Regions from separate parts of the Homo sapiens genome. Here region 2 is linked to region 1. A link is a loop called in an ENCODE intact Hi-C map of the cell type or tissue named here. Cell type or tissue: breast epithelium. All regions are shown on one strand. Each heading gives the region's core, and the rest is flanking DNA. Links, peaks and the distances in the headings are about the cores only.

What was found. Hi-C counts contacts between places; a loop is a spot of excess contacts. Peaks named below come from ENCODE experiments on the same cell type or tissue, not always from the same donor. Only the 100,000 strongest peaks of a DNase experiment are listed, where the experiment ranks them.
Region 2: a loop joins it to region 1, with 21 times the contacts of the local background. A loop is called at or near these places in 1 of 110 quality-filtered maps.

What each region holds. Positions count from the first base shown.
Region 1 is chrX:38,205,591-38,222,411 of GRCh38, forward strand. It overlaps SRPX (sushi repeat containing protein X-linked), which reads right to left and starts at 15,281. Exons shown (of 10, transcript NM_006307.5): 1 at 15,106-15,281. The coding sequence starts at 15,202. It overlaps LOC124905176 (a long non-coding RNA gene), which reads left to right and starts at 15,318. Exons shown (of 2, transcript XR_007068212.1): 1 at 15,318-16,209. In breast epithelium, for the core only: no CTCF peak of the experiment used is centred there; no DNase peak of the experiment used is centred there; H3K4me3 peaks cover 849 bases; H3K27ac peaks cover 847 bases; H3K27me3 peaks cover 6,195 bases.
Region 2 is chrX:38,131,098-38,147,918 of GRCh38, forward strand. No RefSeq gene overlaps it. Among named protein-coding and RNA genes, the nearest start is that of SRPX, 81 kb to the right of the region's middle. In breast epithelium, for the core only: no CTCF peak of the experiment used is centred there; no DNase peak of the experiment used is centred there; H3K27ac peaks cover 316 bases; H3K27me3 peaks cover 3,113 bases.

The DNA of each region.
Region 1 (16,821 bases), core at 5,907-13,906:
TCATCAAGAAGTTTCATATTTATAGGCTTTATATTTAGGTCTATGATCTATTTTGAGTTCATTTTTGTTTAATAAAGTCTTTGTCTTTGATAGTATCAATAACCATTGGAAAATGAGCCTTTGATATTCCCAGGGATGCTGATTTACTCACTTCTATGAACTTTCAATGAATCTGCATATGCCACATTCTGTAGCTAAACAGCCTAATACACTTGGCTAGCAACCTGAGGTCCAGCATCTAATCAGAAGGCACCCAGCAAACATCCTGGAAAATTAAACTCCCATCTCCAATATGCCGTCCCAAACCAGCTCTGTAGTGGATTGCCTGCACAGTGGCCACCGACAATTCCTCCCACCCTGCACATGCATATAAGAGGTAGACTCCATCCACTACCACCACCATCCCAAATATGGGCCTGCCTTGTGATTTTCTTTGACTAATAGAATGTAACAGAAGTGATGCTGTGACAATTCTGGATCTATGCCTTAAGTGTCCTGGTAGCTTTGGCTTTTGTCCACTGGGAGGCCAGCTGCATGTAATGCCAGCTTCCTGCTGGAGAGTAAGGCAACACGGGGAGATGGAAAAGAGCTAAACTATGCAGACTGCAGAGAGGCAGAGAGAGGGACCAGCCATCCCAGCGATTTCAGTCATCCCAGATGAAGTGTCAGACACAGACACATGAGTGGAACCATCCCGGATCCTCTAGACCCAGATGAGTCACCCCAGACAACACCATGTGAACCAGAGATGAGCCGTCCCCCAAAGTCCTGCCCAAACTGCGGGATCATGAGTAAATACATAGTTGTCACTTATTTAAACCACTAAGTTTTGGAGTGGTTTCTTATGCATCAAAAGATAAGTGAAACAACCTCCAAGTGTCCATCACAGAAGCCTTCTTTACAGTTCATTCAGTGACCTAGAGAGTTCTATTCAGCAGGAGTCAATTCAGCAGTACAAAGAACTCTGGACCAGAAACCAAAATCCTGGGTTAAGTTCCAGCTTAGCCATTGTCTGAGTTCCCCCAAAAGCACACTCTAAGACAAAGTACAAGTAGTTCATTTGGGAAGCAATCCCAGGAAGCATAGCGATGGACTAGAGCAGAGAGACAGCGAAGAGAAGAAAGACAATAAGGGTACTGCTCACTGGGCAACTGCTGTGAGTCACTGTTGTGGGCAATTGGGGCTCCATCCTGCTGGGGACTCTTCCTCCCTCTCTGGCATCCAAATACTACCGTTACATAACTTCTTTCCCCATTGAGGCTACACTTAAATGTTCATTTTAACTTTATTTCATCCAGAAATAAATGGCAGTAGAATGGCTGGCTGGTGAGAGAATGATCCCTGCCAGACATGAGCTCTCAGAGACAGCCTTGCTTCCACAGCTGTTTCATCAGAGGCAATATTAGACAATATTCCATCCTCTTATTCAAACTCTTCTATGCAGACCCCAAAAGGAAGACCCTAGGCAGAGTCCATGGCACCCATAATCCCCAGGCCCTCTGTCTTTCATTAGCAAAGACAATTAAAACAGCATGTGGCTTGTGAAATATCAATTGTGGTCCTACTTTACAGAGCCAACAAAAATAAACTTAAAAGAAAAGCTTTATAAATGAAGGCATTACTCTGGTCCAAGGGGAAAATAATATTTTTCCAATTTAGTCTCCTTCTATTGTTTAATACTACGAAGGGCCAAAGTGTGTCCCTGCCCATTGCCCAGAGATGGGAGAGAGGAGAAACAGAAAAAAGACAAACACCTAAATCTGAGGAGGTCAGCCCAAAGCAGGGGACCTCAATAAATGCCAAGTCCTGTTCTCACCAAGGGGCATTCACAAAGCTCTGTAGCCTGACTGTCCCCAGTCAACACAGACAGACAAAAAGAGGGCTAGCCTTTAAAGTAAAACCAGACAGTGGAACAAAAGCAATTTGTGATGTGGCATGTGGTCCTTCAAATGCTTAACTCTCCTCTATAGAGGTCAAATGGGACACAGAGAAAATCTAAGAAAGGAAAGGAGGATGCAGTAAGACTTTCAGCAGAAGACTCCAGACCAAGACACTGGCGGAGGCCACATGGCCTCAGAGAGCTATGAGCATGGGAGGGATACACTGAGCTGGAGAAGAGCTCTCTCTTGCATCAAGTTCACATTTGAGGGTTATCAAATTGCCTCTGTTCCCTGGCAAAGGAGATGATTCCACTCCTTTACAATTTGGTTCAGAAGGCAAAAACAAATCAAGAACCCATCCATCCACATCAGCTCTTGAGGCTTCAACTCCATTTAAACAAAGACAGAGTAAAGATCCAGGCAAGACTATTTCAAAGGCCTACCCCATGTTCTGAACACCTGCCCAATAGAACAGTCTGCAAACTTTTAAAACAGTGTTTTTCAATGTGGGCGCTATGGGCATTCTAAGGGAGCCAATTCTTTATTGTGTAGGCCTGGCCTTCTCTATCATTATGACAACCCAAATCACTACCATATATTTCCAAAGTTCCCATAGGCAATGGCATGGAAATTTAACAAAGACATCTTAAATCCATTTATGCCCCGCCCACACATACATTTGTGGGTATTTTTTTCTTTATAATTGAGGTAAACATATATAGTAAAGTGCACAAATCTTAAGTGTATACAGCTCAATACATTCTATGTATGTGCATACCCATGAGACCTCCCAACCCAGATCAAGATACAGAATACTGCTGGCACCCTTGAAGACCCCCTTGTGGCCCCTCCCAGTGGCTACCCCATAAAGACAACTGCTATTCTGACTTGTAACACCATGGACTAGTTTTGCACATTGTTGTTGAACTTTGTAGAAATGGAATTGCCATATGTACTCTTTTGTGTCTGGTTTATTTCACTGAACATTATGTATGAGATTCATCCCTGTTGTTACATGTAGCAATACATTCCTTTTTTACCTTTTTTGTTTAAGAATCGTAAGCACAGAAAAGTGTCCAGAAGTTTATATCAAACTACTGAGTGGCAATTTCAGAAAAAGAGAATGGAATCAAGAGGAAAATGAAGGGTGGGCCTGCTTTCAACTTTTTATGCCTCTATTTGAATATTTTCATAATGAGCATGTTTTACTTTTATAATTTTATTTTAAAGAAAGGGACTCACTCTATCACCCAGTCTGCAGTGCAGTGCATGATCATGGCTCACTGCAGCCTTGACCACCTGGGTTCAAGCGATCCTCCCACCTCAGCCCCTGAGTAGCCGGGACTACAGGTGAGTGCCAGCACACCTGACTAATTTCTTTTTTTTTTTTTTTTTTTTTAGAGATAGGGTCCCAAGATGTTGCCCAGGCTGGTCTCAAACTCCTGGGCTCAAGAGATTCTCTCGCCTAGGCCTCTCAAAGTGCTGGGATTACAGGTGTGAGCCACTGTGCTCAGCCTATATATATATATATTTTTTTTTTGCAAAAAATTTTGGAAAAAAAGTGGTCAGCCTACAATTTTTGAAAGCCTTGTTAAAGTACATTCATCAGAGGATACTTTCAGCTCATCTGCAATATCAGATGGGCCATTTTATAGATATGTGTAGCATTCAGACCACCAAGCCAAGAAAAGTAAACGATAATATCTATTTTCTGCCCACCAAAAACATAGAAATGGAAGTTGTCAGTTGTCTCATCTATTTTCACTGAAAATCAAGGTCTGCATGGCTTTCTCAACCCTCATTCCTCTCCTCAGCGGCCAGCCCATGGAGGAAGTAGAATAACTTAGTGCTTCCTCCCAACTCACCCTCAAGCCTCACTATCACTGAGAATTTCAAACTAAGTGACAACACAGCAGTTACATATCCTCACAGAGTAAACACTAAAAAGTGTTCACACACAGACCCATGGCTGTGACACCACTAGCCATGGAAGGCAAAGGAAGAAGGTCTGGAATGGGAGGGAGTGAGCTGAGCTTTGAGAAGGAAGACACAGCCTCCTCATGCTGAGAGCCATAGCTTCCCTCCTATCTGAATGTGTCCTGAGGCTTCCCATGGAGAAAAGGGTCACTCACTCAAATGAAAGCCATTTGGACTTGGCTGGCCTGAAAAGATGAGTTTGGAATTTGGATGAGGAAATTTTACAGAAGAAAGTATTCTGAAAGGAAGTAACGTGAAGAGGAGAGAGAAACACCCCAAGGGCTGTTCCCCAGCTTTCTTTACATTTGAATACACAAAAACACATTTTAAAGAACACATGTTGGCAACACCCAAAAGTTGGTGGCTTTCGTCTCAAAAAAACTTCCTTTAACCAAGACACAATTGCTAGAGAGACAGATGTGGGACAGATGATGCTACCCAAAGGTTGGGGTTTTTTTTCTTCCCCACTTCCACCTCCCCAAGCCTGCAGTGGTCACTGCCACCAGTAAATGCTTCAGGAAAAATTCAATGTCATGTTCCCAAATGTCCTGTCCTGAAACCAAAAACACAGTGTTCACTGAAATCAACAAATGTGAAACACTAGGCTAGTGAGATGTTCGGAGAAAACCATTTGGAAACGTCCACACCAGTGGTTCTCACACTTGAGTGTACATAAGAATCATTTGGAGGATCTGCTAAAATACAGATGGCTAGGCCCACTTCCCACATACCCAGCTTGTGATTCAGTAGCTCTGGGGTGTGGTCTGAGAATGTATATATCTACTAGGTTCCCAGGAGATGCTGCTGCTGTTGCTGCTGGTCTACAGACCCCACTTTGAGATTCTGTGGTCCTCACTATTCCTCCTTGTCCTCTCTCAGAGAGTAACAAGGTATACTGGCATATCAATGACCCTGAGCAGTCCTGCAATAAAGAAACCTATTTAACCCAGCCTTTTGCAACTAAATTACAGTGCATCCTGCTTCCCATATACCATTTCTGAATGTCTCTGGGAAGCAGTGCTTCATGGAAGGAAGTAGGAGACGGTGGAGAGCTATGGGCCATACTACATACCAAGATCCTGGCAGGGCAGCACATCTGGAGACTGCTGTCTAGAAATCCAGGAAGCATTAAGAAATATGTCAGCAGGTAGCAAAAGCCAGTCCACCTCCAGCCTCAGATTAGGACACTGGATCCTAGCCAAGAATTGGCAAGAATAAAACAGCAACCTAGTTTTTAGAGCATCTAAGATATCAGGAGGCTACCAAGCCTCAAACCTTGAGAATGAGACACCCAGTTATGTGTCAGATAAATTAACCGTATACAAGGCTAGTTATAGCATGCTGGCCTGGACCTCCAAGATGAGTCCTGAGCTGAGCCTCGTGGTGGGGAAGAAGTAGCCCCAAACACCCAGGAATCTTGTTAAAAGGTAGGTGCTTATTTCATATCTGTGATGGTGTTCAAGATTCTACATTTCTATAAAGCTCCCAGGTGAGGCTGGTTATCAAACCACACTTTGAGTAAGGCCTTGGATTAGGGGTTCGGCAAACATTTTCTGTAAAGGAAAATATTTCAGCTTTGCAGGCCATATGGACTCTGTCACAACTATTCAACTGCCATCGTATCACCAAGTAGCCATAGACAAATACCCAAAGGAATGAACATGGCTGTGTTCCAATAACATCAAAATTTGAATTTTATATCATTTTCATTTGTCACAAAACATTATTATTCTTTTGATTTTTTTTCAATCAGTTTAAAATGTTAAAACCATTCTTAGCTCAACTAATCATATAAAAACTGGCAGTGAGCCATCTTTGGCCTGCCTGGACTTTGTTTGCAGACCTTCACCCTAGATTACTGGTCCCTAACCTAGATCTACCAAATCAAAATACACAGAGGCGGAGCCAGGGAAACCATATTTCATCAGACTCCCCAGGTGATCCTTACTCAGCCTGTACAAATACCATTGCTGGCCAGACACGGTGGCTCACGCCTGTAATCCCAACACTTTGGGAGGCCGAGGAGGGCAGATCATGAGGTCAGGAGTTTGAGACCAGCCTGGCCAACATGGTGAAACCCCATCTATACTAAAAACACAAAAATTAGATAGGTGTGGTGGTACGCGCCTGTAATCCCAGCTACTCGGGAGGCTGAGGCAGGAGAATCTCTTGAACCTTGGAGGTGGAGGTTGCAGTGAGCCGAGATCATGTCACTGCATTCCAGCCTGGGTGACAGAGCAAGACTCGGTCAAAAAAAAAAGAGGAAAAGAACAGAGAAAAAAAATACCATTGCTGGGTTGGAAACTACTACTTACCCAACTCCCTGAAAAGGTGAGAGACCCTCTTTAAGTGCTGTTAACAGTTCAGTCTTCCTGACATCCCCAATTCATGGAGCTTGAGGGGCTTAATGTGAGGGGCTGTGTGTTTTCCTGACTAACCCACTGGTCTCACTCTCACTCATCTCCCAAGGTGCTGCCTCCCCGCTAACCCCAGTGTCATTGATTTCTGGTATGAAGATAAGAAGTCCCTGTGTCTTTAAGAGCTGATCAGTTCCAGGAATTCTCAGCCCCAGGAGTCTTGCCGGAGTGGCAGGAGCGGCCCTGATCACACTAGCCTGGTTTTCTTGACAGCTAAAGTTATTCATCAGGTATTAATACATCTTAGCTGCAGGAAAAAGCCATGCAAGGCCCCTGTTACCAATCAGCCTGAAGATGTGCTTTGCTGCTGCTCAAGGCTAAGCCAGGCAGGGGCTGTATTCCTGGCAGAAAGGCTTAAAAGGAGATGAAGCCAAGGGAGGTTGCATTTGTTTTTGAGTTAGAGAAGGGAGGAAAAACCTAACCTACAGGCTGTACATGCTTATCTCAGGAATGCTGGGGACTTAGGAAAGGAAGGTCAGAGGATTCAGTGATGAAGGCAAAGCCAACAGGAAAAGGGAGAGGAGGGGAAGTGAACCATTGTGTGTCAGTTATAAACAGGCAAGCCACTCTGTCTTGGCCAAGGGCTGAACTCATTCATCAGACCAGTACTTCCTAAATTTCATCATGTAGAAGAATCATTGGAAGGATCTTGTTAAAATGAAGATGCTGATTCAGTAGGTCTTGGGTTTGGGCCTGAGCTTCTGCAATTTTAACGTGCTCCCAGGTGACCCAAGAGTTCACCACAGATGCTGCTGGCATGCAAGCACAGCTTTCTGTTTTGTTATTTTACAGAGTCACAAGCTCTAAAAGAATATGGGGTCCATAGCTTGTCCACTTGGAGTTAAGCTACTGACATCCAGGACTACATAGATATAGTTCAGGGAGTTCCCTGCACTACAGCACCCACCGTCACACCCTCAAAAAGAGCAAGTGGGGTCTCAAATCAAGCCTGTCCTCCACTCTCCAAGTCTTGAATCCTTGGACTCAAGGCCTCAAGTCCTTGAGTCTTGGGCCTGCCTCTATCCTTTTCTTGCCCAAAGTCTGTCTCCTGACCAAGCCCTGTGTCCACAGATCTACATGTGGCCAGATGGGGGCCTCTTTTTCTAATTCACCCAAAGGTGCTTTATGCACCAGTGGTGGCCCTGCAGCCAGCATTGAGAGGTGGCCAGGCACCATTGGCTGACTCTGGCTAGTATCCTGCCACAGTTGAACCTTGAAAGCACTATACTAAGTGAAAGAAGCCAAACACAAAATGATAAATACTGTGTAATTCCATTTTTATGGAAGGTCAATTGTAGGCAAATCTATAGAGGCAGAAAATAGATTAGTGGTTGCCTAGGGATGGGGGATTAAGAAATGATGGCTAAGGTTTGGAGTTTATTTGGGGGGCAATGAAAACATTCTAAAATTGGTTGTGGTGATGAATGCACAACTCTGTGAATATTCTAAGACCATTGAATTGTACAGTTTAAATGAATGAGGTATGGTACATGAATTGTATCTCAATAAAACTGTTATGAATTTAATCACAAATCAGTTGGGGAGCTCAAAGCAAATGGTATAGAGAGGAAGCATTTGGGACTCTGACAACCTCAAAAGAGGGCAAGGACTGACACTGAGGCAGCAACTTCTCAGAACTCTTGAAAAACATCCAAACAGCTCTAGATATGAGATGCTGAGAGTACAGCCAAGTGTCAATATAAAGAATAGCCCTGAGATACACCCTGGACAGGGGCTCAGTGAACAATGCTGTATTCGTCCATTTTTGCACTGCTATGAAGAAATACTTGAGACTGGGTAATTTATAAAGAAAAGAGGTTTAACTGGATCACGGTTCTGCAGGTTGTACAGGAAGTATAGTAGCTTCTACCTCTGAGGAGGCCTCAGGAAACTTGCAATCAAGGCAGAAGGCGAAGGAGAAGCAGGCATGTCTTACATGGCCAGAGCAGGAGCGAGAGAGAGGAAGGAGGTGCTACACACTTTGAAAACAACCAGGTATTATGGTAACTTACTATTGCAAAAATAACACCAAAGGGGATGGTGCTAAACCATTCATGAGAAATCCGCCCCCCATGATCCAATCACCTCCAGCCAGGCCCACCTCCAGCACTGAAGATTACATTTCAACATGAGATTTGGGTGGGGACACAGATCCAAACCATATCAAATGCTCAGTGCCATTCATTCTTGCCTGCCTATCTCTGGTTCCCCACAGGATGCCTGACATGTAGGGATCACTCAAAAATTGAATTCAATGCATGCCTATGAAGTGAAAGGAATTCTATAGCCACTAGACTGAGGTCTACTCCCAACTCTGCATTTAACTCTCTGTGTGACCCCAGACAAATCCCTTCAACTTGCTAAGCCTCAGAGGCTCCTCCCTAAAATGCAGGGCAAGTTACCATCTCAGGCATCCTCCCAGTCTGAGGTTCCGTGGTTCCATGAATTAGGCAACCCATGCAAGGGAGCCTGGGTGTGGAACAGAGAAACTCCTGCAGAAATCTAGATAAAGACCAAGACACCCACCCAGAGGCTCAGAACTGGCCAGAGGCATGCCCCCCAGCACATGTCACTCCACAGATCCACTGAGAGCCTCCCAGAAGTCAGGCTCCCTGCTAGACCATGAGAATACAAAAATGAACAAGATCCCACAACCTACTCACGTGGCTGGGGGCATCAGCTCCGTGAATAGGTAATGGTGCAACACAATGACCCTACTCCTTGGAAAGCTGAATTAAAATCTAAGTGGAAACAAAATTTCAGTGTTGGGGATTGAAAGGAATTGGAGCCTTGATCTGACTAACACTGAGTCAGTACCAACATGTCTGTCAGAGTTCCTATAAGGAATTGCCACTTTGTGGGCAGAATCTCAGGAGGTGGAGGATGTAGCCGCTCCACCGCTTCCTCACCACTCCACAATGGGCCTGCCAAACCTTGGCTTAATTCTCACCCTGTGGCCCTAATTTAACCGTGTTTGCGAACAATCTTGGATCACTGGGATTGGCAGGGTCATTCAGCTCAGCCACCCACACAATAAGCGGCAGGCGAGCGTCATCCATTAGCAGATCATGGGGTGTAATCAGCATTGAGGAGATTCTCATTAAGTACTACTGGATGTACATTGCAAACAGCTAGTGATAGCAGGGGAAATGAGCTGCTAGTACATGTGACTACACTACAGGTCACTGTAAGAGTGGGACAGAAGAAATATTGCAATGATATTTCAAGGCCAAGGCAGAAAGTCTGTCCCCAGATTCTATGTTTGGATCTATTACTCAGAAGAAAGTTTGAAAATCATTATGCTCAATTTACAACCCCAAACCTCTGGGATAATCCAAGCCATTATGTCCAAACCCATTTATCTTCTCCCTGGAGAACAATGCATAAAGAAGCATCCATTGTGAGCTAAGGATTACGGGTGAGTGAATCATTCAGCTCGGGAATGAGTACTCCAGAGGTTTCTGAGGTCAGAATGTGCCAGACACCCGTAAGATCCAGGTGCTACCAATTATCATCTGGAAAACTTGGGAGCTTAGCAGTGCTACCAAGGACTTTTCTCTTGCACAAGCTTTTCCTCTAAATCTTTATCTGCACATCCTGCCCCCAGAACTCCCTTGAGTTTCTAAGTCTCTTAGAATGTCTTACGGTGATTTGACATCCAAGAGCCTTCGCAATTAACTATGCCCTGATTCGTTGCCTGTCCAAATGGACAAATTTCCTTTGACATTTAGCTATCTTGCAATCCGTTTTCTCAGGAAAGTGTCATCTTGGAAATTCTGGTTAAATCCTACAGGGGAGATTTGAAATGGAATACTTTGATTCACAATTACTTCAATCAATTAATCCACAAATACTGACTAAAGATCCTCCCCCAAGTCACACTGTGTACTAAGTGGGGCAGGGGGGTACAGCAAGTTACCAGCCCAGGCCTGAAGGCAATTACAATTTACGATTACATCTGTTTTGCTTGGTACTGCTTTTTAAATGAAAATAACTGGAAACTATACAGCTGGCTGTAACTGGAAAGGCCACCTGCTCACTGGTTCAATCAAAGTTTACCTACTGTGGTAATTTCATCTTACTCTGTATGTTGATTTTTCTGCCCATTAAGTGCATATTTTCTCATAGAATTCATGAAGGTGCTCTAGTAACTAGTGGTTTTGAATCGGGATAGAGCCGTCTCCCCAGAAAAAGGACACTCACACAGATTTTTGTCTCCAATTTCAAAACATTCTTAGAGAAGCCCACACATCCTCTACTTTCACTTTTCTTGGGCCTTTAGTGCCACCATCTCCGCACCAGCAAGTCTCAGCATCATTCTTCAATAACCAATTCCAGTGTTCCCACATAGCTCCTCTCTGTGCTCCCCGGGCCTGTCAATCCAATTGTATTATAACATTGACCACCTGAAATAACTATGTCTCTATTTCCCCACAAGACAGAAAGCTACGAGAGAGAAGAAATTGCATACCTTCTTCATCGTGGTCTCCCAAGCACATAAATGCTTCATCATTCAGTGTTCACTTTAAAAATAAGTCTCTGGGCAGAGCCCAGGATTTATTAGAAAAGGTAGAAACTGATTCTATTTCAGAACTAAACCCAAATTTCCCAGAGATTCAGGCTTAAAAGACCACCCTCCTAAAACAAATGGCCCATAAAAGTTAGCAGTTAAGACATCACACAGTCAAGAACTGAGGGGCTGGTTTGAGAAACTCCCTATGAATTGGAAGTTGGGAGAGGTTATTATTCACGCTGCTATTTTGGAAGCGAATCTCTAACCTGGGCATTAATCATAACTTGCCTGCTACAAATTTCATACTATGTTATAGCCTGGCAAAACTAAACCTTCTTCTGTTCAAATTCTCTCTTCACTTTCAATTACTAATTTCAGTTGTGTTCTCTGAAAGGGGAATTGACGTAGCACACATATTTGCGTTTACTAAGGAAACCATTCAACCACTTGGGAAAGGCACAGATCAAGGTGGCCAACAAAAATAATAAATGCAAACTCCAGCTTGCGGTTGCAGTCAGTCTCTCATCTTACAGCCCCCAACAGAGAAGGTTATTGCTTAAACAGAGAGTGTTCGTATATTTAAAAGGAACCTCTGTATCCAGTAAGCCATCGTTTCTATGTATGTAGATTCATGGTGGCACAAAGCCCTGTGTACCTGTGCACATGTTTCCCTCAGCTCCTTTCCTGTCCAATGGCCCATCACTGGAGTTACAGGCACTGTTAATCCATTACGCACAAATATCCATGTGGCACAAAGTGCTCTGCTAGGCACCGTGGGAAATACAAATAAGGGTAAGACATAGCACGGCCCCTGCCTCCAAGGTCTTAAAATCTACAAGAAGAAGAGTGCATAAATTATGATAATATACAGCATTATCAAATATGTGATATATGTGATAAATATAAGAGACATGAGTGAGACCATGGGTGTTAAAAGGAAGGCACGTTGCTTCCCATTGGAGCGATCAAGAAAAGGTCTCATCAAAGTGGGGGTGTTGCTGGATGATGGGCAGAATTTGGACAAATGGCAAGGGGGAAGGATTCCAGGTACAGAAAGCAGCATCTGCCAAGAAGGAAAATGTGACTCAGGTTCTATAAGGATAGGATTTTAGGAAACCAGGGGGAAAAGACTGGAAAATTAGGCTAGAAGCAAACTGTGTAGCCCCCTAAAAACAACTGAGAACTTTTTACTTGAGTGAGAACAGGGACCTGCTGCCCTAAGTTTTTGAGTAAGGGAGTGATGTGATAAAAAACAGTACTAAAGTCAATGGACTTAAAAGACCATTATCTAAAGTGAGAAAGTAAAATGAGCTAGAATTAGAGAGACCAAAAGTGAGAATGTTATAGCAATAATCTAAAAGAGAAAAGCAGCACTTTGGTTATGGTACGAGGACTGATGAGGTGGGAAGATGTGAAGACGCTGCTTTAACAATGGTTTCTGGTGTCTCATTCAGCTCCCAAATCTGCGAAATGAGTAGTAACTAACAAACAACATTGTACTGTACTGAAAGTGTTATCAATGAAGAAAATGCCAGAGGAAAATGACCTGCTCTCCCCAGCATATTTCCTTTTCATTGCAGAGTACTTTTGTCAGCTGATTACATGTTTTAAATCTAAATAGGAATTCCTAGCCTGTTCCCGGTGACACCTTAATTATATAACCTGAGCTAGGTGCTCCATTCCTAGTACTTATCTCCAAATGTGGTATTTCAAAAGACTGCTTCAGCTGATGTAGTCTGGTTTGGCTTTTAGCAAACCTCACTTGGTTTTCCTGACTAGTAAAACCACGCTACTTTACCAGTTTTCTCCAGATGTAAGATTCACGAAGCCTTTCTTAGAGGCCATGGTACTCATTCTCCATCTTCAGCCTTGTTTGCAGAAGGAGGCAGAGTGAACCACCACTATCTCACATGCAAATACAGCTCTAAGAATTATTTTAAGAACAGAATCTAAATTCTCATCTGTTATAAGCATACAAACACAGTCAAACACAAACAACTTTTCTACAAATTTTCCATACACTTCATGTAGGTTTTTATAGACACTGCATCTTTGCTAGGCTGCAAAAAATAGATCAGAGAGCCAGAAAAGCTGCATTAAATTCTAAGATGGAAGAACTCCAGAGACCTTCTAGGAGTGGGAATGAGAATGATTTACTCTCACTCTGACAGATGTGCTATTCACGTGCAGATAGTTACATAATCGACTTGCTGATGGAGCCCTAGATCTCCATCTTCTTTCAGAAGTTCCAGATTCAAGTCCTTCACTTTCTCTCTTACTGAAGATATGATGTCCACTTGCTAAGAGAGTGTCTCTGAAATGATCTTTAAAATTTGTCACCCAGCACTTAGAGTGAACTCAGCCTATGTGATTTGCTTTCAGACCCAAGGGCCTAGAGATTTTCCCCTCCCCAGCCTTCCAAAGCCTCTGGCTTGGACTGAAATCCCCTCCTCTGGATCTCACAACCTCAGCGGAGCACACTTCCCAAGAGACCCCATTGAGCCATGCCAAAAGGAGGCTCAAGAGGAGTGTTTATCAAGCAGCTCCAATCAGCTTCAGCTCATTTGTGGTCTGAGCAGAGCCGGAGGGCAGGTTAGGAGTCAGTGGAGGTGGTGGCAAGCAGGAACATGGTGGCTAAAAGTTGGGAGCAGCTTGCAGGCTGGCAGAGGGAGCCAGGAAAGCCAGGGATAGGTCCCAAAAGACAGGTGGTAGTGAATGCCCAAACTGGCGAACTCATGATTCTGTGGCTGGGCCCTGGTAGCAAGCTGTACTATATAAAGGTGGAAGATGAGAGAAAGGAGAGGGGAGGGCAGGGGAGGAGAACGGAGGGAGGTCGGATGGAAAAGGAGAAGGGGTCCCCAGCTTGAGAAAGGCTCAACTAAAAGTTGAGGTTCCCAGGCAGCTCACAGGCACCTCCCAACTCAGTGCGGAAAAGCTACCTCTAGCTTCTCACCTTATTTGCCCGCTCCCAGAAAGCTGCTTCTGGGACGCTTAATGACTTCCTCTTCCCCTACAGGTTCATTTTAACCTGATTCCTGCTAAAGGGGGTGGGAGAGGAGGTATTAACACACCATGGGAATAACAGTTGCCTGGCAGTAAGGATAAAATTTCCTTTCCACTTTACCCTGAATCAGTTCCTACAAAGCAGCTTAAAACTTAAGAGTCAGCTCAAAACACAAATGTTCCTGTTTATTAATTTACAAATTTGTTCTATTCATTCATTTATTTAGGTGCGTGCAGAGAATTTCCCGCAGCCATCCCTACATCTCCCAAGCACACTGCTAGAAAGATGGGCATCCTCTATCCTTCTACCAGAACTCAGTAGGTTCATTTCTCATACCCTAGATTTAAGCTGCCCACGGTGTTGAACGCAGAGCCAAATATTTGCACGCCCTATAGCCGACGTCACCCACTTTCCCATTAACACTAAATTAAAACGCATCCATGGATTTCCTCTCCATTCCGAGGCAACAGGAGTGCATGGCACATTGCCCTACTCCCCTGAAGCTCTTCGCTAACCTAAGACTCCAGGGTGAGGAAGTTAGCTGGAGCTTTTTAAAGTGCATCTCCAAAGAGAATTTTGCTCACACCATGAGAGCCCCCAAGAAACACCAGGGCCCCCTTAGATGCCGGAGACCACGCCCTCCAGGAATAAGCCGCACCCTCTGCCCAGCAGATCCTTGCGCGAGTAGCCCTCTTTCCCTGGGGCTAATCAAGTGCATGCCACATGTCACCACTCTCAGCTGGCAATTCTTCCTCAGAGGCGCAGACTTTCTCGGAATCCCCAGCAGGGGGGGTTAAGAGATTCAGGGGAGGCCCCGCCCGTGCCTTCCACAAAAGTCGCTTTACCGTGGCTCGTGTCCTGCGGCCCCAAGGGGGTAGCCTGGGACGTGTAGTGGGAGGGCATAGAGGCTCCTTCCAGGACAAGCTGCCAGCCTCCAGTGGGCAACCATGTGAGAGGCAAAATTCTGGGGGTGAGAAAGTAGCAAACTAGTCTGCGGCCAAACTTTCTCTGTGGAGCCTCCTACACCGAAAAGGGTTTGATTGGAACTCTGGAAGCCCGGACGCAGAAGGTGCTAGGGCTCCCGTCGCCGCGAGGGCGCCCCGCGCCTGGAGATGGGATGGTCAGTTCTTCCCGGCGCGTGCCCAGACACCAGCCCCGATCCGCATCATCCCCACCCTCGGGCTGCGAAAGAGGAGTTCTGCGCAAACAAAGGGCGCCCCCGGCACCTCCCTCTATCCCGAGCGAAGGGTCCCAACGGCGACTCCGGGGGTCTTTGGTGCCCAGCTGAGGAGGCAGCCACGCCTCCGATCCTACCTGGGAAGCTGCGGCTGGGCGGGACGCGCAGCAGCAGCAGCAGCAGCAGAGGCGGCAGCAGCAGCAGCAGCGCGGGCCGATGTGCGGGGCTCCCCATGGCGAGCGGGCGCTTAGCTCGCCTCGGCAGCGCAGCGCGCTTCCCGGGGGCGGCAGGAGACCGAAGAGACCAAGGGACTGCGTGCTAGCGGGCGGGCGAAGGCCGGGCTGGAAAACTCCTCCTCTCGCCTCTTTCCCTCCCTCCTTCCTGCCTGGGGCCTGCCCTCCTTTCTCCGCCCCCCCTGGAACACTGCGCGGTTCGGGGCTCTGACCCACCCACCTCCTCCTTTTGTGCCAGCGCTTTTTCTGGCCAGAGAGCGCTGGAGACAAGCCCCAGCAGAGCGAAATATCCTGAAGTAGCTTTCTTTGCCCCAATTTGCGCGCCCCCTCACCCGGAATACACACACGGTATTCAATACAACCGCCTCGAACATCCCAGACGTCTAGAAGGATACCATCTGTGCAGAAAGCTGCGTGAGTCACACGGAAACAGAAGGGGCAACCGAGGGGATTCAGAGTGGCCCACTGCGGCCGGATACTATGGCCATGTTCTCTGTTTTGATCCTCACGACCATGCCCCAAGTTCGCTATTACCATGTCCACTTTCTCCAATAAGACACCGACGCTTAGAAACTTGCCCAGATTCACCCCCGTTACTGGCAGAGCAGGGACTGGAACTTAGGTGTGTAGTTCTGCCGACGTCAAAGTCCATACTACAGATTTTTTGTTAGTTTGTTTCTCTTTTGCAAAGGAATAAATCAAGGACTGGACCGGGTGCGTGCCTGCTCTGCTGCGGTTTAGGATGGGGCTTGAGGTTCTCCTTCCAGGATCAGCTGATGGGAGAGCACAAGGCACAGAAAGTTCTCTGTCTCACCCACAGCCATGGGGATCCAGCTGTAGGTTCCTGCAGCCAGATTTCCTCATTTCCTGGGTTGTTCTCAACCACCCCAAAGATACCACGACCAGACTGGAGCCTCTTCCCTGTGGCTTGGCATCGCTGGATCCTGGCATCAGGACAGGGTTTCTAGGCTGCCCGCAGGACGGATCTGGTTTCTTTGAGGCATTTGAGTAAGCCTCTCATAGTTTTGTTTGTTTGTTTGTTGTTTTGGTTGTTTAGTTCTTGTTAAATCAGTAAGGCAATACGTTGCCCCTTTGCTGTCTCAGAAAGATCTTAGCTAAGGCAAATTTTAGTTGGAGTTGCTGCATTAGGTTGTGCAGTTTGGGCACTGTACAAAGGCATCCAGAGGAAGGGGCAAGTGGGAGCCAAAATCCAAATGCCTTTGGGTTCAGGGAGCTTTGCGTCTTGGCAGGGGCCACATCCACTAGAAGGGCATCTTTCTCTCTGCCACAGTAGTCTGGTCTGATAGCTAGGCTAAGAGCCCTGGGGGCACTCACCTAGAAGTTCTGAATTTGTTTATCCAGAAGGAGTGCCATTTCCCAATTCTCACAAAAGCCCCAGACTTGAACGTCCATCTTACCCTCTCTAGCACTTGGGGGGACTTCGCTCCATCTCCTGTGGGTTTCTCCACTGCTGCTACCTCTTCAGGGAACCAACAACCCTTAAATAACCCCCTAGTCGCAAGGAAATGGGGGAGGTCAGTCTATTCTGTGGCCTCCATCAGACCAGACTTTCCAGGGAGTCATTCTCAACCTTGTTTATGTGGGTCACCTGGGGAGCTT
Region 2 (16,821 bases), core at 8,775-16,774, 72 kb before region 1:
TTAAAAATAATGTATATTTCAAAACAGCTAAAAGAGAGGATTTCAAATGTTCTCATCACAAAGAAATGATAAATATTTGAGGTGATGGATATACCAATTAGCTTGGTTTGCTCATTCCACAGTGTATATGTGTATCAAAACACCACATTGTACTCCATAAATATATACAATTATTATTTATCAACTAAAAATAAAATTAATTTTTATAAAAGCAACCTTCCAACAAGTACTGTAGATACAACCCTAGACTGCTGGGCCCAGCTTGTCTCAGCATAGATCTAAGCACAAAGTATGCTTCCGGCCCCGCATGTCAGCTTATCAGAAGAAGAGGCCACAGCCTTGCATGGAACGTCCTACTCCTTCTTTGAAGATCTCAACTCTCATTTTTCCCTCAGATAAATCAAGTTGAAAAGGGACATGGACAAATCCAAAAGGCTGATTTTATCCATGCATACATAAATAACACATACAGGATGTGGTAGATTAATTCTGTTAATCAGCTCTCCTTTCATTTATGTTGTTATTGTCGCTGGACTCATCAGGATGTAGATTTTTCAGGTCACGAAAACACCATTAAAAAAGATATTTTGAAGTAACTTCATACTCTCGGCCTCTTTTTCCTTAAGAAATGTTCACAAATGTATAGCTAATAATCATTAAGTACTTAGGTAATTAATGAATGAATTGAGCCCACCTGATTCAGTCATATTAGTGTCATCACTACCTACTACTCCAAGGTTTAACTTTTTTTTTTTGAGACCGAGCCTCACTCTGTTGCCCAGGCTGGAGTGCAGTGGCATGATCTCGGCTCACTGCAAGCTCCACCTCCCGGGTTCACACCATTCTCCTGCCTCAGCCTCCCGAGTAGCTGGGACTACAGGCGCCCACCACCACGACCGGCTAATTAATTTTTTTGTATTTTTAGTAGAGACGGGGTTTCACCGTGTTAGCCAGGATGATCTCGATCTCCTGACCTCGTGATTCGCCCGTCTCGGCCTCCCAAAGTGCTGGGATTACAGGCATGAGCCACCGCGCCCAGCCCAAGGTTTACCTTTGGTGAGGGAGGAGAAAGCCATGGAAGTAATTAGAGTAAACCCCACCTTTAGAAGCAAAGTGTAATGAAATATCAAGTCCTAGAAGCATCTGAAAGTGAGAACTAGTGGCATTTTGGGCTGTGATCAATGTTTGTTTTTCTCCCATGTATACATTTCACATTAAAGTGAACATTGTCTCTAGAAGTTACCAGAAGGGTTTTACTCCTACGATAGTGTCATGTATGACCTCTGAAATTGTGGAAAAATAGGAGGGGAATGTTCATACAGGCAAAAGTACAACAAAAATTAGATTTGGAAAGGTTTGAACAATAGCCAGGAAAATTGCACTGCATCAAGGATTCCAAAGGACTATCTGAATCATCTGGAGAATGAATTGAATACATTTATTCCAGAGCATTGCTCCAAGCCTACTAAACAAAATCTCCAGCAATCCCAATCATTTTAATCAAGCTTCTTGGGTGAATCTAATACAAATGGATCAGAGTTTGAGAAACACTGCATTAGAGGACAAATTATATCAACTCTATTCTTCAAACCAACTCTACATCATGATGGCTTCTTGAATTTGATCTTGAAATAGTCGATCTTCTGTATACCCAGAGATCATTAATTGCAAGGCAACCATGAAGGGGTGGAAAGAGTCTAACCTTCAACTCAGAGAATACTAGTTCAAGTCTTGAATTGGGTACTTACCAACCATGAGACTTCAGTCAAGTTAATTACTCTTTATAGGCCATGGTCTATTTGCCTGTAAAATTGGAATAAATAGGCTACTTTGGAGTAACTGAAGATATCAAATAAGGTAATATATGTAAATATGCTTTGCAAATTCTAATCCATTGTTTTAAAAAGGTCATTATTGGTGAGCTAGTTCTATTACTCTGTGGTTCATAATTTCTTATGCCCCTCTTTTCCTACATGCTGGGTTAGGTCTTAAGCATTCTATGTACAATTAAGTGATCTCCAGTGTTTAGGTGTAGCAAACATTAAAAAACCTGTATTTTATGCTAGGTTACCCCTTGTGGGTGATAGTAATATATTTATTTTAGACTGAAATTTCACACTTCATTGGATTAGATAATAAATATTACAGAAAATGTTTAATATCATGGGGAGAAAAATTGGTCAGTTTCTTGGTCCACAGATTATGGAACCTGCAAGCAAACCATCTTTCCTCCCCTTTCTTCAACACTCTCTTCCAGTGTAATGACCATCGCTTTCTATGGCCCATTCCCTATACCCTATGTCAGGAAGATAAAACCTGCTAGCCTCACAATAATGTTGTGTAGAGTCATGTTCTTTATGTACAGAAGGAAATTTACCATGCTGTCAAAACAATTTCCATAGAAATGCAAACTGCTGTTGTCGCTATGAGTAATCAATTGTACCTCATTTACCTCACTAGAATTTATCCAAATTTTCTGGGGGAGGGTTTCTTTTATACTTGGAAAACTAAAGTAGAATATATGGTTAGTATTGCCTATAAATGCCAAAACACTCATATGGGGTAGTAGATCATACTTTTCTCTCAAGTATTTTGACACAAATAAAGATTTGTCTCTGATTTCCTTTTTCTCTGAAGGAGACAGAAATTAATACAGCACATAAATCAGATATTTTATTACAGTAATTGAAGCAAAAGTTTAAATAATTGGAATTTTCTAAAAGATGTCTTCTTATAGGAGGGCAAAGAACTAGATAGATATTTAAATCTAAATATTTTATTTTTACCTCTTTTTTTCTTTCTTTTTATTATTATTATTATTATACTTTATTGTGAGATACATTTACTTTGGGGAAGGATTCTGATTTCTCTTTCCAAACATTTTTTCTACTTAGTCAATAGTTCATTTTGTCTTTACAAACTTGAAGCTCGTTTGTGCAAATCCACAGGAATCCATAAGTCCCAATAAGTAGACTTATTTTTAAACCTTTCTCCTTTGGAAACAAGGAAGGAAGCCATTCCATCACAAAGCAGTCATGGCAATCAATTCAAGGTTGAACCCGTAGTTGAAATGATTGGGGATTGGGTATGTATATTTGTTTCCATCCTTTCTTAGTATTTATTATTCATAAATGGACATTTTAAAAGAGAGATCATTGGCTTTCAGTTGATTTGAAGAAAGAGATATCTGGACTTTTCCTTAGCCTTGATTTTTGAGCTTCCCCGCCACCTCCATTAATTTGTCTTCCATAATACCTAAATATCTTCTTACATTGTCCCTCTGGCTGATGGCATGCACACCAGAATCTTAAGAGATGTCCTTCATGCTTTTTTCCACATGGGCTTATGGAAATATTATTCTTCATTTTTAGCTCTTTCCTGTCACCTCAGAGCCCAGTTCTGTTAGAGTCACTTGCTTGCAAGGCATCTGAATGCACAGAGCCAGGCTGAGGAGTGGGCTGCTGGGGAGCTTCCCAGGGTGCCAAATTATAAAGGGTGCTAAACATCCCTGAAAATGTAATGAGGTGGAGAGCTCCTCTCAGGAAGAATATGGTATTAGCAGGAAGAAATAATGTCTGCTTGAATAGATAGATGGGGTGAGGAGCTCATGCATGAAGAGCAATTTATGGCTGATAAATTGCCTCCTAAGACAGATCTGTTTAGGTGTGGGGCCTTTGTTTTGCTGAATGGGGCATGCAACCTTGGACAACACAGGAATTGGGAAGGACATAGGGAAAAGGGACATTTGCCTTCACTGGGGACTTCTTTCAAATCTCTTCCACCAGGCAGGCCCACCTAAAAATATATGTTGTACAAATTCTTACAGAGCATCTGAGAATTGCACGACATAATCAGCCCAAGTATTGGCCCAGCTCTTTGAATGCACCAGGTCTCCATTCCTGGATTGAACATAATAGTCATGAGGAGACTTTTTCTCTGGGACCTGAAGATAAGTTCAGAGGTTTAGTGGGCTGGAGAAGGAAGACACATTTTCAATATCTAAGAACATCTAAAATCACTGGGTCGCTGAAACATTGGAATGGGGGCTCTTCTTTAAAAGGAATAAGGGATAATTTTCCAAACTGTGCCATAGGGTGGGTCACCTACATGTGAGTATGTTCATTTCTGCTTTGTCATGGCATTCACCTGCTTCAGCTGCCAATTTACTCTCCTACACTCTTGTTCTGATAGGACGTTGGTCTCTTTTCTTTGTTTGTTTTTAGTTAATAGAGTTTATTTCTCAGAGCAGTTTAGGTTTACAGAAAAGTTGAGCAGAAAGTATAAGAGTTCCCACATACTACCTTCCCTCTGAGTTTCTCCTATTAGTAACATATTGCATTGATGTGGTACATTTGTTACAATTGATGAGCCATATTGATACATTATTATTAACTAAATACCATACTTTACATTAGGATTCATTCTTTGTATTTTAGTTCTATTTGTTTTGACAAATTTATAATATCATATATGCACAATTACATTGTAACACAGAGTAGTTTCACTGCCCAAAACATCTCCTGTGATTTAAACCATGGCAAACACTAATCTTTTTACTGTCTCCATAGTTTTGCCTTTTTTCAGAATATCATATAGTTAGAATTATGCAATGTGTAACCTTTTTGGATTTGCTTCTTTTACTTTTCAATATGGCATTTAAGTTTCCTCCATCTCTTGTTGTGGCTTGATAGTTCATTTCTTTTTTATTGTGGTAAGAAGACTTAATGTGAAATCTACTCTCTTAAATTTTAAGTGTAAAATATAGTATTTTTATTTGTTTTTAAATAGAGAAAAAGACAGAAGAACTCTGAGGAAACAGTAACAATTTTTTTAATTGTTTATTTTTCTTTTATTTATTTATTTATTTATTTATCCTGCTAGATTTTTTTGTTATTATTGGCCACAAATAACTGTTCCTGTGTGCTTGCCTTGCCATATTTACTAACTGCTTGTCTTACCATGCTACTAATTGCAAAATTAGTAGTAACACTTAAATACTTAACATGCCTACTTCTAAGCTTCTGTATGTAACATGCATCCCAGACAAAAGCTTTGTGCCACCCTGAACTTGCTGCAAATTGGGATTTTTTCATTAAATTTACTTTCCTAATATCTCTAACATGTTCTGAGTTATTCCTGAGTTCTTTTTTAACTTTTATTTTACATTCAGGGGTACACGTGAAGGTTTGTTATATAGGTAAATTGCATGCCACAGGGTTGGTGTACAGATTATTTTGTCATCCCAGTAATAAGCATAGTATTTGACACGTGGTTTTCGATCCTCTCTCTTCTCCCACCCTCCACCCTCAAGTAGGCCCTGGTGTCTGTTGTTCCTTTCTTTGTGTCCATGTGCACTCAATGTTTAGCTCTCATTTATAAGTGAGAACATATGGTATTTGGTTTTCTTATTCCTGGGTTCTTGAAGATGGATTATATGTCACCTATCCCTCGTGTCTTTATATTTATTTGTCTTTGGAGGAAAGCACATTTGCTGAATTGACACACAGATTGGATGGGTGTCTGGTTGCTGTTTTTAAAAATAGAATGATGTTGAACAACTCTTCTTGGTGCTCAGCTATTGAATCTGCCTTCCCATTTCGGTTTTTGCTCACTTATCTTCCTGTAAGTCTAAACTCTGAAACAATTACTCCCTTTGCCCTCCCCTCAATAAATCAAGGGAAGGGATCAGAAATGACATTTATTGAGCATCTACTATGTGTCAAGTACTTTATGAATTGTTACGTAATTTAAGGCTGTTTTTTAAAAAGACCTAAGAGGCTCATAGAGGTTAAGTAACTTGCCCAAGTTCAAAGATAGTATGTAATACAGCCTCACCCAACATGGAGCTTCCCAGTTCAGATCCCAAAGCCCAATTTCTTTGCACTACACTAAACTGCAACCCAACTAGAAACCTTGTGTTTGTCATGAGCTGGAGACTTGCCTCTTACAGTGGGATTCATGAACCAACAGCATTACCAAAATCTGGGAGCTTGTTGGAAATGCACAATGTGGGGCCCCAGCCCACACCCACCGAATCACAATGCTCATTATAATAAGATCCTTAGTTGATTTGCAAGAATAATGAACTGTGGAATGCATTGGTGTACAGAAAATGGCAGAATTGATATTGACACTTAAGACTATCGCCTGTCAGTTGTAGTTGATGCCAACATTGTCCTAAGATCCTTCCATTTGCCAGTCTTTTCTTTGAGTCCTTTTTATTCCTTGATTTTTTTTTCTCGGCATACACACATGCTTGATTACTAACATCTTTGTGTGTGTGTGTGTGTGTGTGTGTGTGTGTGTGTGTGTGTGTGTGTGTGTTTTCTCCTGTGGTTATCCTGATGACATCCCTCAGCCAGGTAATTTGACTTTATTTCAGAGTCCTTGAAATGAAAGACCTAAATATTTTTTATTCTAGATGATTCTGATAACCTGCTAAATAGAATGAGGACCAACTGACTTTGGACACAGTCTCCCCTAAACTTGAGGAAATAGTCCCTGAAAGCTTTATTCCATAGTACTAATCAAACATCTTCTAGCTGGTATCTTCTATTTTCAATCAAGACTCAATATTTGTGTTGCTGCTGATGACGAACTGTAGAGAAAAGCATTTGGATACCAAGTTGGCTTAAGTCAGTGATAAATGTGAGGCTTAACCCAAAAGTACATTTTGGTTAACCCAAACTTGAAAGAGGATGATGTATTATAAAGAACACTGAGTTGATAGTTAAGAAACCTAGCTCCTTCTCCAAGCTGTGCTACTTGCTGTGGCTTTTGAGCAAGACAAGTTCTCTCACTGAACCTCAGTTTTCTCATCTATAAAATGGGAGACTTGAACTAAGTGATATTCAAAGTCTGCTCAAGCTCTAAAGTCCTATGACAACTTACATGTGCTAGAATTAATTTACTCTTTGACACCATTGATTGTAAGAGGCAGCCTTACTTTACATACCACAAAGGAAGAAACAAATGTTGTCAATTATAATTTTTTAAGATGTTGCTCTGGATATTCTACATCTGTTCCTGCATATTTTCTCTTTGCTCTTTTCACACTGTTTTATGCCCTAAGAGGTGAACCTTAATGATTTGCTTCAATGTGACTCTCTTACCTTCTGGATTTTGGTTGGGTTTGGACAAAGAAAGCCAGCAGTAGGAGATTGAATGGTGTGAGGAAAGTGAGACTGGTATAGTTACAAGCCTGGCTCCCTCCTGCTGGGTCACCAAGTGATAGTGGCTACCTCTATTCAGGGCTATAGTTCTTTTTAGGTTACCTTCTCCTGCAGCTAGAGCCACAGAGCCACTCCTGCCCTCCAATCTTTCAGGCCTACTAGTGGTAAAGGCTCCTAGCTGTTGCTAGTATCACCATCCCTTGTTGTTTTCCCTTGACCCTGACTGCACCTTTATAAATAATCCCTCTACTAATCTTTCCTCAGTGTTGCAGCCACAGTTTCAGTGTTCCATCTGTTTCCTGCTGAGACCCTAATTGATACAGTAATTGATATTAGGCTTGTTCTTTAGGAAGCAGCCTCTCAAAATAGAATTCCAAGATTGTATTGCTCACATATTTGAGAAGCATTCCCAGCACTTGGCACATTAATATGTGCATAGTACATGTTAACGTCTTTGAATAAAAAACAAACCAAAAAAATGTCTTCCAATCGTAGTGCCTCTGTTCACTGGAAGAAATATAAGGTAGCCAAAAATCAAGACAGTTTTTCTTATCACTTTTATTTCTAAGATATTATTTAGTCTAGGCTCAGAGTCTATAACTCACCAATCCTTTAGCAAAACTGCTAATCAGAATTGCGTGGGCTCTCGACTAGTAATGACTGAGACTACTCAGTCTGGAATAAAAGCTACTGTGCCTTTGAAAAACTCCATTGCATTTTCTTTCCTAATTTCTAATTTACTAATTGGTCTCTATAGAGACAAAGGAACAAGTGTCTCACCTCTGGCCCTCCTCTAGGGAAATGCTACTCAAGGTGCTGGCCCATGATAAGATAGGGAGCTTGCATCAGAATGTAAATCAGTGTGTGGCTTCCTTCATGGAAAGTTTTGCAATCAAAAACATCAGCTGAACTAAATAACAAATTTATTGACACTGTTGATTTCCAGTCTTGGGCAAACTCCTTATCTCCTTGTAAACCAGTAATAAATGGTGCAGGGACCAGCAACTAGTACAAGGACCACATTCTGAGGAGCATTGCTCTAGAGGGTCTTGGAACTCAGTCCCTTCACAAAGTTCATATATTTGTGCTATATTGCTGCCACTTGTTGAGAAATAAAAGTATTTCTTCTCTTTCTGGTTTTTCAAGAGAGAGAGAAGTAACTCCTCTTTTGAAGCCTGGAAGTTCATGCTTAGTCTCAGAAGGCATCAGAAATCCACTTATCCTGCCCAAGAGTCAAACGTAATTTCATGAAACTAAGCGACACATTGGAAGGTACTCAAGAGAGAAAGATTCAGATTTGATCTGTGACCAAACAATGGCATTTCAGTTCCATTTGAAGTCAATTTGTTAGTCTCACAGCACTGCTGCCTAAGCACAGCACCATCCTTCACAGAAACTTGTTCTGATGTAGAGAGAGACAATACAACATTTCAAACACGATGCAGAGAAATTAAATTTTCTTCAAGCTCCAATGCAGCCATAGAGCAAACAGAAAAACAAATCCTTAAGCTGTTGAGCATCTTCAGAAATGACACCATAGTAACAGAAATGCATCTGTACCCTGCACATTCATTAGTAAAATTGATTCTGATGAACAAAGCTAGGTGCTTTGCAACATTCCTGTGGCTTTGTCCTAAGGAGAAACAAGTGCCATATTTTAAATGAGTTAAACATAAGTTTAACTTTGTAATGCAAACACTAAAAACCTTGGCCAAAGGCAGAGAAGCAATAACAAGTGTTTCTCCAAAGGGGGAGGTGTATTCCCATCATTGGTTATAACTGCCATCTTTCTCACCTCGACCAAAACGGTGGTTCTCACCCTTGGCTTCACATGAGAATCCCCTTGGAAGCTTTTAAAATCCCTCAAGTCCTGTCTGCACCTAGACCAGTTATATCGTAATCTCTGGGTGTGGCACCAAATCATCAGTATTTTTTAAAGCTCCCCGAGTAATTTGAATGCATATCCAAGGTTAAGGCATAAAGTGTATTGAGAGGGCTGGTAGGCCAAGGTTGTCGTGCTTGCAGTCTTGCTGACAAAGACATCCCCCTTACTGCAGCAACCCTTAGGACACAGCTATACAAGAAGCCCTCAGTGTCCCTTCTTCAGTTACTGTAAGTCCCAGCTTTAAAGCTGTTAACAAGCAAGTAAAGCTGAGAGGAGATGAAATATTTGTGACTTCTTGTGAAGATTAAATGAGATCATTTGAACGCAGTGTTACAGTTTAGATTTTTTTAAATTTAATTTTAAGCTCTTGGATACATGTGCAGCATGTGCAGGTTTGTTACATAGGTAAACGTGTGCCATGATGGTTTGCTGCACCTATCAACCCGTCACCTAGGTATTAAGCCCCGCATGCATTAGCTATTATCCTGATGCTCTCCCTCCCTCACAGTTTAGAGTCTTGATGAACCAAAAGGGTCTGCTCATCCCTGCTCTTCATTTCTGATTAATTTAGCTAAGGATACAGAACCTACCAAAAGAAAGATAGCTGCAAAGAACAGGAGCAGATGCAGCACATGTGGAGAAATGTTCCCTTAAGTGTGGGGTCTCTACAAGGCACACAGCTATTAGGAACAGTCCCCACAAGACCTACCAGAGTTAAGAAAGATGCCAAATTTTGGGTTTTTTCCACTCCTTTCTATTCCAGATTCCATCACAATTCCAGAATTATATTAACAAACGGGGCTTTTCAGTTTAAGGCAGTACAATGTTTGGTCTTTGGACTCCTGGGTGTCCTAAAACTTCTTCAAGGGGTTAGCAAGGACAAAACTATCTTCCTTACTTGCTCTTTTCACTGTGCAAAACTGTAGCACTATGGCAGGAATCAAGGCAGTGCATATTTTTATCTTCATGCTTTCATAGTAAGAAAAGTAAAATACCAGTTTTATTTAAGAATATCCCTGATGAAGCAGTAAAAAATAGTCTTATTAAATCTTGACCCTAAATACATATGTTTTAAATATTTTCTGTGCATACCAAAGTATGATGCATTTTCAGCATTCTTTTTATTTTAAAGAACAAATAACGGGTTATTCAAGCTTGAGAATTTGGCAGACATTTTTTCAAAAACGAACAAAGTGAGCCTGTCACTTCAGGGAAAACAATTGGCAGTACTTGTTGCCAATGATAACATTAAAGCTTTGAAGCAAAAATTAGAATTTTTGAAAACTTGTATCTACCATTGTGACTGTGACAGCTTCCTAATACTTATACACTTTTCTGATAAGATTGGTGATGACATTAACTAATGTGATATTCTAATATTGTGTAACAAAATTTATCAATCTTTGGAAGAGCTACTTGATTCAGTGAACCAGTGTTTTCTAAATGATGGATGCATGAGTTACAAAATTGTGCATAGATAAAAGATACATTCAAAGCACAAGATAGACCAGTGGATTTTAATGCAACAGAGTACAAAGAGTTTTCATATCACCATTAATCTTTAAGGAACTACCACTTGTTGACTTTTGGTGAAGTGTCAAAAAAATATTCACAGTTATCTAAATAGGCTATTAAAATACTCCTCCCTTTTCCAAATACATATATGTGCGTGTGTGTATATATGTGTGTGTGTGTGTGTGTGTGTGTGTATCTGTGAAGCCAGATTTTCTTCTTATATTTCAATCAAAATAACATATTGCAAGAGACTGAATAGGAAAGCATATATGAGAAACTAGCTATCTTCTATTATGCCAGACTTGAAGAGACTTGCAAAAATGTAAAATAATGCTGCTCATCTTACTTTTTGGTTTTGCAAAACATACTTAGATTTTCTCAAAAATATGTTATCTACATCATCATGCAATAAATTTATTTTTTGAAATGCATCGAAATATAATTTTTAAAATTTCTCTGTTTTGATTTCTAACCTGGTAAATATTGAGAGATGTAACTCACACAAAGAAAAGTACTTTGGAATCCTTCAAAGGTTTGAGAACTGCTGGTTTAAGGAAATTTTTATAGACCTAGGCTGTTCACATTTTTGTTTTTGCAGACAGTTAAATTACTAATTCACCCAGCTTGGTGTTGTGGAAGCTTGATTTTAGGCTTTGTTAAGGAGGTCTACTTTGATTTAACTGAATCCTGAATCTTGTTCTTTACTTTTGAAGAGTAGTCCTGAATTTTCAGTGGAAGCTCAACCTGTTCACTGAGCTCCTTTAACTTGAAAGGATTTGACCTCCAAACTATCTCTCCAGCACAGATCAGCTGCTGAGATCACTGCTCAGCTCAGGTCTTTCCCTTCAGCTATTTTGTTTTCCTCCTGGACTTCTCGTAGCCTCACTCTGTGCATGCACAGCTCAGGGGTCAGTTAAAGATTTAAGGGCAATTTATATGCACATTTGGGTTCCCCCTCCCAAATCCCACCCACTGGCTTTCTCCTTTCACATATCTCCTCCATTTCCACACTCTCTGGTCATCCTGCCGTCATCCTCTGAATCCTCAGCCCAGTAAGAGTACAGCCTTCTGCTTGAGTTCCACATCCAGTACACTAGCAAATGGAAAAGTCCTCAAGGGAAAAGCCAACCAAATGTGCATGTTACCCAATGTGCTTACATTCTTTCAAGGTCATAGTTATTTCAGACTCTGCCTGCTTTTGGTTGAGTGCCAATGAGTTCCAGTAACTTCTCTTTCTTTATTTTGTCCAAAGTTATAATTGTTATCAGCAGGGAGGTTAGTATGATATGGGGTAGTCTGCCATTAAATGAAATTTAATTCCTGTGTCTTCCCATTTTGAACTAAGATTAGCAAGGCCAAGTTCTCATCTGTGGGGTGACAGCAGAGCCATACCAGACCCTTGAACAATATATCCTCCTTCATCTGTGCAGTGTTCTATAAAATCTATTTCCCCACAATCCACTCAGCAAGTCTGGTTTAATATCCTCTTGCCGGGGTGGTTCTGATGTTGGGCCAAAGGCCATCATAACATATCCAATTGTCTCACAATCTTTTTTTTTTTTTTTTTAGACAGGGTCTCATTCTGTCACCCAAGCTGGAATGCAGTGTCGTGGTCACAGCTCATTGCAGCCTCAGCCTCCCAGGCTCGAGTGATCCTCTCACCTCAGCCTTCCAAGTATCTGGGACCACAGGTGTATGCCTCCACACCCAGATAATTTGTAAACATTTTTTATAGAGACAGAGTCCTGCTATGTTGGCCCAGGCTGGTCTTGATTTCCTGGGCTCAAGCAATCCTCTCACCTTGACCTCCGAAAGTGCTGTGATTACAGGTGTGAGCCACCACACCTGGCCAATTGTCTTACAATCTAATAAAATCAGTGTGTTGAAGACATATCTGCACTCCCATGTTTATTGTGGCATTATTCACAATAGCCAAGATAAGGAATCAAACTAAGAGTCCATCAAAAGATGAAAGAATATTTTTAAAAATATTACCTCGGTTACCTCTGAAAATATTCTTGCCTTTTGACAACAGCAGCAGGCTCTTTTTGAATTTCCCTGCCCACACGTAGAGCCAAATACTCTCTAGGAAGTCCTGTCTCCTTGTGGAGTTGATGATGATTCCTGTGTAACCTGTGCTAGATACCTCAAGGCAGGAAGAACCAGGCCCAGCCTCCACCATAAGGTCAGTTCTGGTCATGGTAGGGGGCTGGACCTGACTCTTCCTGTCTCGGTTGTCTAAGATAGGTTACACAGGAATCACAAGGAATGTCAGTTCTGGCACTAAAACATTGTCCTCTGAAAATGGAAACCTCAAAGCCTATCAAGTTCATCCATGTCTCTGATGTCTATAATCCTCCAGTTACAGGCATGAGCTGTCTCCCTCACTGGTCTTGTTGTTGTCTCATTCTCATACTGCTCTGAGTGTCCCCTTGCCCAACTCTCTTCCAGACTTTGATGCCTCTGGACTATTGCCGTACACACACACACACACACACACACACACACACACACACACACACATTTCATAGTAAAGTGACCTTTTGCCTTAGTCCACTTGTGTTGCTATAAAGGAATAGCTGAGGCTGGGTAATTTATAAAGAAAAGAGGTTTACGTTTACTTGGTTCATGGTTCTGCAGGCTGTACAAGAAGCATAGAGCCAGCATCTGCTTCTGATGAGGGCCTCATACTGCTTCCACTTGTGGAGGAAGGTGAAGGGGACCTGGTATGTACAGAGAACACATGGCAAGACAGGAAACAAGGGAGAGGGGAGTGCAGTTGGAGGCTCTTTTTGATGACCAGTTCTCAGGAGAATTCTCACAGGAACTAACAGAGGAACAACTCACTCCTTACTGCCAGGATGGCACCAAGCCATTCAGGAGGGATGTGTCCCTATGACCCAAACATCTCGCATTAGACCCCACTTTCAACACTGGGAATCAAATTTCAACATGAGACTTAGAGGAGTCATATATCCAAACCATAGCACCTTCCTATAGCTTTAGTATCTTTTCAAAATATTCTTGAGTAAATTCTTGTTTTCCTCTTTGTCGCTTTTCTTACAGCAGGTTGCTCTTTCATACTTTAATATCACTTGGTTGAGAGGTAATGTCAACATCTGCTCAATTCCCCACAGCTCCTTCTTAATTGATCATTCTTTCCTAATCTGAGCAAAAGACCTTCTCTGAGAATCCTGCCATCTACCATATCACTTTCCATCATGCTCTCCTTACAGTCACCTATCTATACACAGTTATCTCCTCCACTCTATATATCCTTGGAATTTGACTCTCACTCATCTCCTTTGCCTTAACTCCTGCCAGTATCCACATCACCCATTTGGATAATTTATTCAACTTCCTAACATCACAATTTCAATGATATTTTCTTCATCTCTTCCAAATCTCTCATATCTTTATACTGATTATATTCACTCTTAAACCACATTAGGATCATTAGCCTTTCCCTATATTCTTTGAATAGGTCAGTGCCACTACTGTTTTTTGTTTTTGTTTTTGAGATGGAGTCTCGCTCTGTCGCCCAGGCTGGAGTGCAGTGCCGCGATCTTGGCTCACTGCAAGCTCCACCTCCCGGGTTCACGCCATTCTCCTGCCTCAGCCTCCCGAGTTTCTTTTTGGACTAACTCTTGTCCTTGTGTGTAATCACACAATCCATTTTCTCAATACTACAACCAACTCCCTCCCCTTGTCCTGCCACCATACCTTTGTCACAACCATCTACCCCCAGATTAGTCTTTCAGTATGCCTTCTCTCTTCCTCAACCTGTGTGACTAAGCATTGCTGAAGAAAAATGGTCAATTGTACTGAATGATTTTATCATGGCTTATAAGATATGTCTTCAAGAGATGCTTGATATCACTGTTAACTGTGGAATTGCAAGGAAGAGAAGTCCAAGAAATCCAGTGTTTCAAGACTACGCTTTTAATTTTACTGTCTGTATCATTAAGGACTTAATTACAGAGAATAGAGTCAACGCAAGCTAGTTCAAAGAGAAAGGATATTGTTCTTATCTAGAGTGGAAGGTTAAAAAAATAGACTTTATGCTGACCTTCCATAAAAAAGTCCCTAAACCACCTGGGACTGCCAAGGGAACTGCTAAGAAGTTGTAAAATTGGGAATTTTCCTACCAATTTGGGAAGCCACAATTATATTTGTTTATTCTAGAACTACTCCATGTTTTCTACCATAAAGAAGCCATGTCCCTCATTATTAAAACGTCAAAAAAATAAAAGATGTTGGCGAGGATGTGGAGAGAAGGGAATCCTTATACATTGTTGGTGGAATTGTAAATTAATCCAACCTGTATGGAAAACAATATAGAGATTTCTCAAAGAACTAAAAATAGAACTACCATTTGATCCAGCAATCCCACCCCTGTGTATATACCCAAAGGAAAAGAAATCATTATACAAAAAGACACTTGCACTTGTATGTTTACAGCTGCACTATTCACAAGAGCAAAGCTATGGAATCAATCTAAGTGTGCATCAAGAGATGATTGGATAGAGAAAATGTGATACACACACACACACACACACACACACAATGGAATACTACTCAGCCATAACAAAAAGAATGAAATCATGTCCTTTGCAACAACATGGATGGAACTGGAGGCCATTAAGTAAACTAACTCAGAAACTGAAAGTCAAATACTATATGTTCTCACTTATAAGTGGAAGCTAAATAATGTGTACACATGGACATAGAGTGTGGAGTAATAATAGAGTTTCAGAAGGGTAAGGGTGGGTGGGGATGAGAAATGAGAAATTACTTAATGGGTATAATGTGTACACTATTTGGGTGATAATGATACCAAAAGCCTAGACTTCACCACTATGCAACATATCCATGTCACAAAATTGCACTTGTACCCTCTAAATTTATGCCAATAAATAAATAAATTGCCATGTCCCCAGTTAAGAAGTTGTCAGCAGCTATGGGAACTGGCAGAAGCTAGCCTTCAAAATAGGCCCCAGTGATCTTTACCTCTTAGTATCCATCCTATTGTGTTGTCCTCTTCCCCATTGAATAGGGCTGATCTGTTGGACCAACAGGATACTGTGGAAGTAACAGTGTGTGCCTTTTGAGACTATGTCATAAAAGATATTGCCTCTTCCACTTTGCCCTTTCTTGGATCACTTCTACCAGAGGAAGCCAACTACCATGTTATGAGAACATTCATGCAACACTCTGTGGAGAAATCCATGTGGAGACAAATAGAGATCTCTTCCAACCATCAGCACCAACTTGCCAGTCATGTGAGTGAGCCACTGTGGAAGCGGATTCTCCAGCCCCAGTCAATCCTTTGACTGCAGTCCCAGCCAAGATATGACAGCAATCTCAAGAGAGACTCCAAGCCAGAATTGGCCAGCTAAGTTGCTCCCAAATCCCTGACCCACAGAAATTGTGAGAGATAATATGTTTGTTGTTTTAAGACACTGATTTTTGGGGTAATTTTTACTGCAGGAATAGTATAGGTATCAACATCCTGAGCATTAATCCTTGCTTCAATGTGCACTGCCTTTCCTCTCCTTCACTGCTCACTCCAATGATCTAAGCTCAAGAGTTGAGAGTTTGTAGAGGTAAATCTGCAGTTCTCTGTGAATGGACTGGACTCTTCCACCTTCTAGTTCATCCTTCACTACTAGATTTCTAATAATGGTTTCTATTGGACTAACCTCCCACAGACAACAACTATATCTGGATATATATACATATATATATATACATACACACATATATATATACATATATATATATACACACACACATATATATACACATATATATGTATATATATGTGTGTGTGTGTGTGTGTGTGTGTGTATACTACAACCTGCATACATGTGTAGAAGTTCTGCAGTACCAAATTGTAAGCAAGCAGAATTAGGAACTGTTTTTTTTTTTTTGTTTGTTTGTTTTTATTAGGTCCAAAAGGTACATAGAAAAGTTCTGCAAGATTTCCAGTGGGAAACCGGTTCTCTAGAGAGAGGCTATTAATTAATCTTTAGAAATGTCCCCAAATTTTGATGCAGGGTATTTACTTTTAAAATACCATAGTGGATTCATTGATCTTCAAATAGTCTGTTGATCTTGTTGGGAAAAGTGCTTGCAATATTCCAAGTCATCAGGTAAATTGGTTTGAAGGAATCCAAGTAGTTCCTTAAATGTCAGCTCATCTTCAAGGTTTGAACCTTTCAGGGTATGGGGCAAAGGGCACAGGCT